Regions from separate parts of the Mus musculus genome. Here region 1 is linked to region 2. A link is a loop called in an ENCODE intact Hi-C map of the cell type or tissue named here. Cell type or tissue: heart. All regions are shown on one strand. Each heading gives the region's core, and the rest is flanking DNA. Links, peaks and the distances in the headings are about the cores only.

Region 1 (2,911 bases), core at 190-2,689, 75 kb after region 2:
CCTGTCTCAAAATACATTTGACTGTCCAAGAGACTCACAAAACATAACCTATTGCTATTGCCCTTTGTTGCCCCCAGAGGTGGAAGGTAGGTCCCTATTGCTAAATGCACCATGTATTTCAGACATGACCCCTAGGCTGGAGCTGACCGGAATGCCCCCTCCCAGAGGACTGGCTCTCATGGAAACAGAAGGCAAGCATCCAAAGGAGGGAGACAACCAACAGTCCTACCCAGCTGTGATGTTTATGAATCAACAATTAGCGTGGCACAACAACCCTAAGGGTGAGATAGTGGTACACATATCTAGATGGTAACCAACAGCTCTCTAGTTGAATTTAAGATCTACCTGTTCAACAAGAGAGAAGCCATTCCCAGCAATCTAGCCAACTACTCAATGCTAGCGAAGTTGTGGTTACTAGGGAATCTACAACAATTGTTTCATTAAACCAACATAAGCACTGACTGCATTCTAAATATTTGTCCTTTTACCCACAGACAAGTGTAGTCTTTGCCCTTTAGCAAGGGAACTTTGCAACTGAAGGAGACAGCTACAGAAGACCTCAACTCATCATAAGGCACAGTTAATGGAGCCCAGTCCCAGTGGCTACATCTACAAAACACTCCCACGCCTAAGGCTCAGGGTACATTGCAGAAGAGGGACAGGAAGATTGGGAGCTAGAGGGTCAGGAAGTTTTATGTGACATTGTGTCTCCTAGTAATGTCAGAAGCTATATCTGTAAATTCTCACCAACATGACTGCCTAGACATGAGCTGAACGCAGACAACACTAATAAACATGGCAAAGTGGCTAGGGAGAAGCCCACAAGGCTTAGAACCTACAACTAAGGAGTGCTGAGCAGGGGAGGGGAGAGCACACCAATTGGTTATCCATTAATATACAGACTAGTCAGGTTATATATAACAATGCGTATGTATATGCATATACATGTGTGCATGCAATAACAATGAAAAACAGGTTGTAAATTTGAAAGAGCTTGGAAAAGACCATAGACACCCTCTCCCTCCCTCCCTATGTGGAGTTGTGCTTCACGCACGCGCGCGCGCACACACACACCCTGCCCCGCCCCGCCAAATGAGGATGAAAAGGAAGAGGGGGACCTGAGACATCAGAACATGCAAGTGTGCTGACTGAAGAGCCCCAAGCTGAATTCCTCACAACCATCCTGAGGTTAATATTGGTGCCTGACGATGTCACACAAAAATACCCACTGCCATACTTGCCACTCTTAGCCTGCTGAAAAAGGCTGAAGTCATCCTGATGGGATTCTGCCAACATAATTCCTGAGTGAACTCACCCAGGGAGGACGAGCCAGCATGCTAGGGACTCTAGAAACTCAAATGTAAACAGAGAAAGAAGCCTGCTGAACGTCATCTCCCACCCAACTCCCAGGCCTGGAGATCAAAGCAGGGGCCTCATACGTTGCTCCTTCCACTGAGTGAGAGTCCTAGTTTGACCATGTTGTGAATGAACTAAAGACAGAGGAGGTCATTTCTGCTTTATTCACCTAGGCATTCAGGTCCCTCAAGTTTTAACTGATTTGGATTATTTTATTTTATTTTATTTTACTTTACCATGAATCATGGTGAGCTGATCTCTAACCCAGTTGCCACCTTTGGCCGATCCAAACCAAATACAATGTTCACATCAAGACAAGGGGTTTCTAGCCCTGGATCTTGCAGGAGACCAAGCATTCTGCCGGCTGCAAGGAAACAGAGCTGTCTTGGCCCTGTAGGAGTTAGGGGCATTAGCACTGCTGAGTATCTGGTATCAAGGGGACCTTGGCTAAGTTAACCTAAACCCCAGTGCCAGTTAGAGAGCATTGCAGTTAAGAGAACAAACTTGAATCACTCTGCCTTAGTCAGGGTTTCTATTCCTGCACAAAACATCACGACCAAGAAGCAAGTTGGGGAGGAAAGGGTTTATTTAGCTTATACTTCCACACGGCTGTTCATCACCAAAGGAAATCAGGACTGGAACTCAAGCAGGCCAGGAAGCAGGAGCTGATGCTGAGGCCATGGGGGGGATGTTACTTAATGGCTTGCTTCCCCTGGCTTGCTCAGCCTGCTCTCTTATAGAACTCAAGACTACCAGCCCAGGGATGGCACCACCCACAATGGGCCCTCCCCCCTTCATCACCAACTGAGAAAATGCCCCACAGCTGGAGCTCATGGAGGCACTTCCCCAACTGAAGCTCCTTTCTCTGTGATAACTCCAGCCTGTGTCAAGCTGACACACAAAACCAGCCAGTACACACTCCAAGCTAGAAATCACAGCTTTGGAGTCTGTGCAAAGCTTTGAGACAGTGACCAGTTACAGGGAGTCTTTCCCTCCCCAGGCTCCTCATTTACAAAATAGGGAAATGGTTAAATGAATCCAGACATGCAAAGAATGGCAAGTGGTGCCTGGCTGATGATAAGGTTAATTGTGGTTAACATTCTTATTCAATACATGGAACACATGCCAGCAAGACAGCAAGGAGCAGGCAGGATTTGTACAGATCCAGGTCATCACATCTCACAATTTGGTGCCAAGTGGGTTTGGTGGTGGATTAGTTTTCTCACTGCTGTGAAGGAAGGAATACCTGACATAAGCCACTTAAGGAAGGAAGGAAGGAAGGACCTATTAGCTAACACATTCAGCATACAGTCTTTCTTGGTGTAAAGGCATTGGTGGCAGGCTCTTGAGGTGGCTGATCAGGAAACAGAAAAAAAGAAAAGAAAAAGAAAAAAGAATGATAATGTTCAGCTCGATTCAGGGAGTGGTGCCACCCAATTTCAGAGTCTTCTTCAATGAAAAGAGTCTAGAAATTCTCACAGGCATCCTCAGAGGCTGGTTGCCATGGTGATTCTAATCCCATCAAGCAGACAAGATTAATCATCACAGTAATCAA
Region 2 (2,911 bases), core at 265-2,764:
ATAAATCTTAAAAGAATAAATGAAATTGGGACCTTGACAGATAGTTCAAAAGTTAAGAGTACGTACTACTCTTTTTTTGTTGTTTGTTTTTTTCAAGACAGGGTTTCTCTGTATAGCCCGGGCTGTCCTGGAACTCACTCTATAGACCAGGTTGGCCTCGAACTCAGAAATCTGCCTGCCTCTACCTCTGCCTCCCAAGTGCTGGGATTAAAGGCGTGTGCCACCATGCCCGGCTACGTACTACTCTTGTTTGTTTGTTTGTTTGTTTGTTTGTTTGTTTGTTGGAGTTTTTTTCAAGATAGGCTTAACTCTAACAGCCCTTGTTGTCCTGAAACTCAATTTGTAGATCAGGCTGGCCTAGAACTTATCTGCCTGCCTCTGCATTCCAAAGTACTGGGCATATTAGGTGCACATAGCACTCTTACAAAGGACCCATTCTTGGTTTCTAGCACCCATGTCTGGTGGGTAACTCCAGCTCCAGGGTAGCCAGTGTCCCTAGACCCTGTCTCAAGTGCATATACCTCACCACACATACACACACACACACAAATACACAAAATTAAAAATAATAATTATTAAAATAGGCCAGGTGTTATTGAGCACATCCTTAATTCCGGAACTTGAGAGTCAAAAGGCAGGGGAATCTATAAATTCAAGGTCAGACTGGTCTACACCATGAGTTCCAAGCCAACAAGAGCCATGCATACAGTGAAGCTCTGTCAAAAAGAAGAAAGAAGGAGGAGGAGGAAGAGAAGGAGGAATAAGAGGAAGGGGAAGAGGGGAAGGGGGAGGAGAAGGGGAAGAAGAAAGGAAAGAGAAGAAGAAAAGAAAGAAAAGAAGAAAGAAGTAGAGGAAGGAGGCGGCGAAGGAGAAAGAGAAGAAGGAGAAGAAGGAGGAAGAGAAGGAGGAGGAGAAGGAAGAGGAGGAGCAGGAGAAGGAGGAGGAGAAGGAGGAGAGGAAGAAGAAGGGAAGGAAAGAAGGAAGGAAGGAAAAGAAAAAAAGGAAAGAAAAGAAAAACAAAAGAGATTGTGGGATGGTTGTTATGCAGCAGCTGATGACAGTAACAATTCTGATGTCACTCCCCTCAACTAAGAAGGTGGAAGATACTTCATTCAATTATCCTCTGTAGTCTCCAAAGGCCCATGTGACTTTCCTATTTTTCCAACATATCTTTAAAACTTCCCCCCATAGGTTCTCTGTTAGCATGTAATTTCTGTCTCCTCACTATAAAGATGAGAAAACGGGGAGCTTAAGAAGTATACCAAAGGTCACAACTTCCTACGAGCTTCAGCTAACTCATGAGTCTTTACCACTTCAACACTAGTAATCAACTATTCATTATTCTACCTAGTTATGATGGCGATTGCGGTTGATGTCACTGGAAGAATGACCACTATCCGGAAGGTTCCCACTCATGGCCCAGCAGGGGGAGCTCTCTTTCTAAGGAGCCACTCTGCACTACCCGGGGGTAAGCCAAGGCCATGTCCTGGTGGACAGGCGGGTCATCCTGGGAGATGGAAGTATCCTTGGGAGGAAGGGAAAAGAAGAAAGCATTGACTAAGCTCCAAATTAACGGTGTTAATTTTTAATACAAGAGCCTGGCTTTGCCTTAAAGAATCCAAGGTCCTTCGCCGGATAACTCTGTACGGCATCCGATCCCTTGCCAAGGTAAGCGGCAGTTCTCTGCAGTGGCCCATAGAGGCTCCCAAGTAAAGGAGATCTGAAATATCAGCATGGCTGCCTTCCTTAGTTCTCCATCCCCTGGCAGGAATACTGGAGAGCAAGTCTGTCCCTTCCCTGGACCACCTTGTCTCCCTAAGTCCTTCGTCCTGGCCCTGTACTTGGCTCTAAGGAGCTGCCTCATTCTTGTCCTTTGGCAATATTCTCCCTGATGTGATGGGTGAGGGAAAAGGGACCTTCCTCCCCAACTGAAGCAAAAATCAGAGACTCAAGTCAACATGGGAGATAAACAGTAGTTCTTGTTACCCTACCAGGTTTCATAGTCTGCCAGTGTAACCCACTTTCTCTGCATCAGGGTTTGGAAAAAAACAATGAACAATCCTTTGACCATCTTTTGTCTTCTCTGGCCACCTTTATATTGATGCTTATTTTAGATCAAGGTCTAGGGAATGCTAATAGGCCAAAGGAAGTGTATGGCCATTTCTGATATGCCTAGCAAAATTCCACTAAAAGGGAACATGAATTCAAGACCAGTCTGGGAATATATATGGTGGTTTCAGAGCCAGCCTGGACTATAGAGTGAGAATCTGTCTCAAAAGAAACACAGATGTCATTGTAACTCCTGTTAAAGACTGTGGTGATTTGAACGAGAATGGCCCCTGTAGTTTAAATATTTGCATTCCATTAGTGGCTGTATGGGAAGGCTTAGGAAGTATGGCCATGCTAGAGGAAGTATGTCAATGGGGTAGACTTTGAAGTTTCAAAAGGCTTGTGCCATTTCAAGTCAGCTCTCTCTACTTCCTGTTTGTAGGTTGAAATGTAAGCTCTCGACTGTTGCTCCAGCACCATGCTGCCTGCTGCCATGCTCCCCACCATGACGCGATGGACTCTTATCTCTTTGGAACCTAAGCCCAAATAAATCCTTCCTTCTATAAACTGCCTTGGTCTTGGTGCTATTCCCAGCAATAAAAAAAAAGCCACAAAGACAAAGCTGGGTGTGGTAACAAAGGCCAGCACACCAATCCGTGGCAGGCTGAGGCAGGAGGATCATGAGTTCAGGCTCCATCTCAGTTAGTACATCGTTTGCCTAGTGTGGTTTGAATGGGAATGAGCTCCGGAGGCATGTATGTTCGAATACTTGGTCTCCAGGAAACAAAACTATTTGGGAAGGGACTTGAGGTCTCAGAGGAGGAGATGTGTCCTGGGCTTTGAGGAATCAAAAGCTTCCCAA

The links. Hi-C counts contacts between places; a loop is a spot of excess contacts. Peaks named below come from ENCODE experiments on the same cell type or tissue, not always from the same donor. Only the 100,000 strongest peaks of a DNase experiment are listed, where the experiment ranks them.
Region 1: a loop joins it to region 2, with 3.0 times the contacts of the local background. A loop is called at or near these places in 12 of 42 quality-filtered maps.

The regions. Positions count from the first base shown.
Region 1 is chr7:128,548,050-128,550,960 of GRCm38, forward strand. No RefSeq gene overlaps it. Among named protein-coding and RNA genes, the nearest start is that of Bag3, 26 kb to the left of the region's middle. In heart, for the core only: no CTCF peak of the experiment used is centred there; a DNase peak (open chromatin) is centred at 1,280; H3K27ac peaks cover 337 bases.
Region 2 is chr7:128,472,960-128,475,870 of GRCm38, forward strand. Gm32816 (a long non-coding RNA gene) reads left to right here. Exons shown (of 4, transcript XR_378509.4): 2 at 1,352-1,468; 3 at 1,596-1,668; 4 at 2,492-2,616. Among named protein-coding and RNA genes, the nearest start is that of Gm32816, 13 kb to the left of the region's middle. In heart, for the core only: CTCF peaks have their summits at 1,453 (motif pointing right) and 1,669; a DNase peak (open chromatin) is centred at 1,462; H3K4me3 peaks cover 306 bases.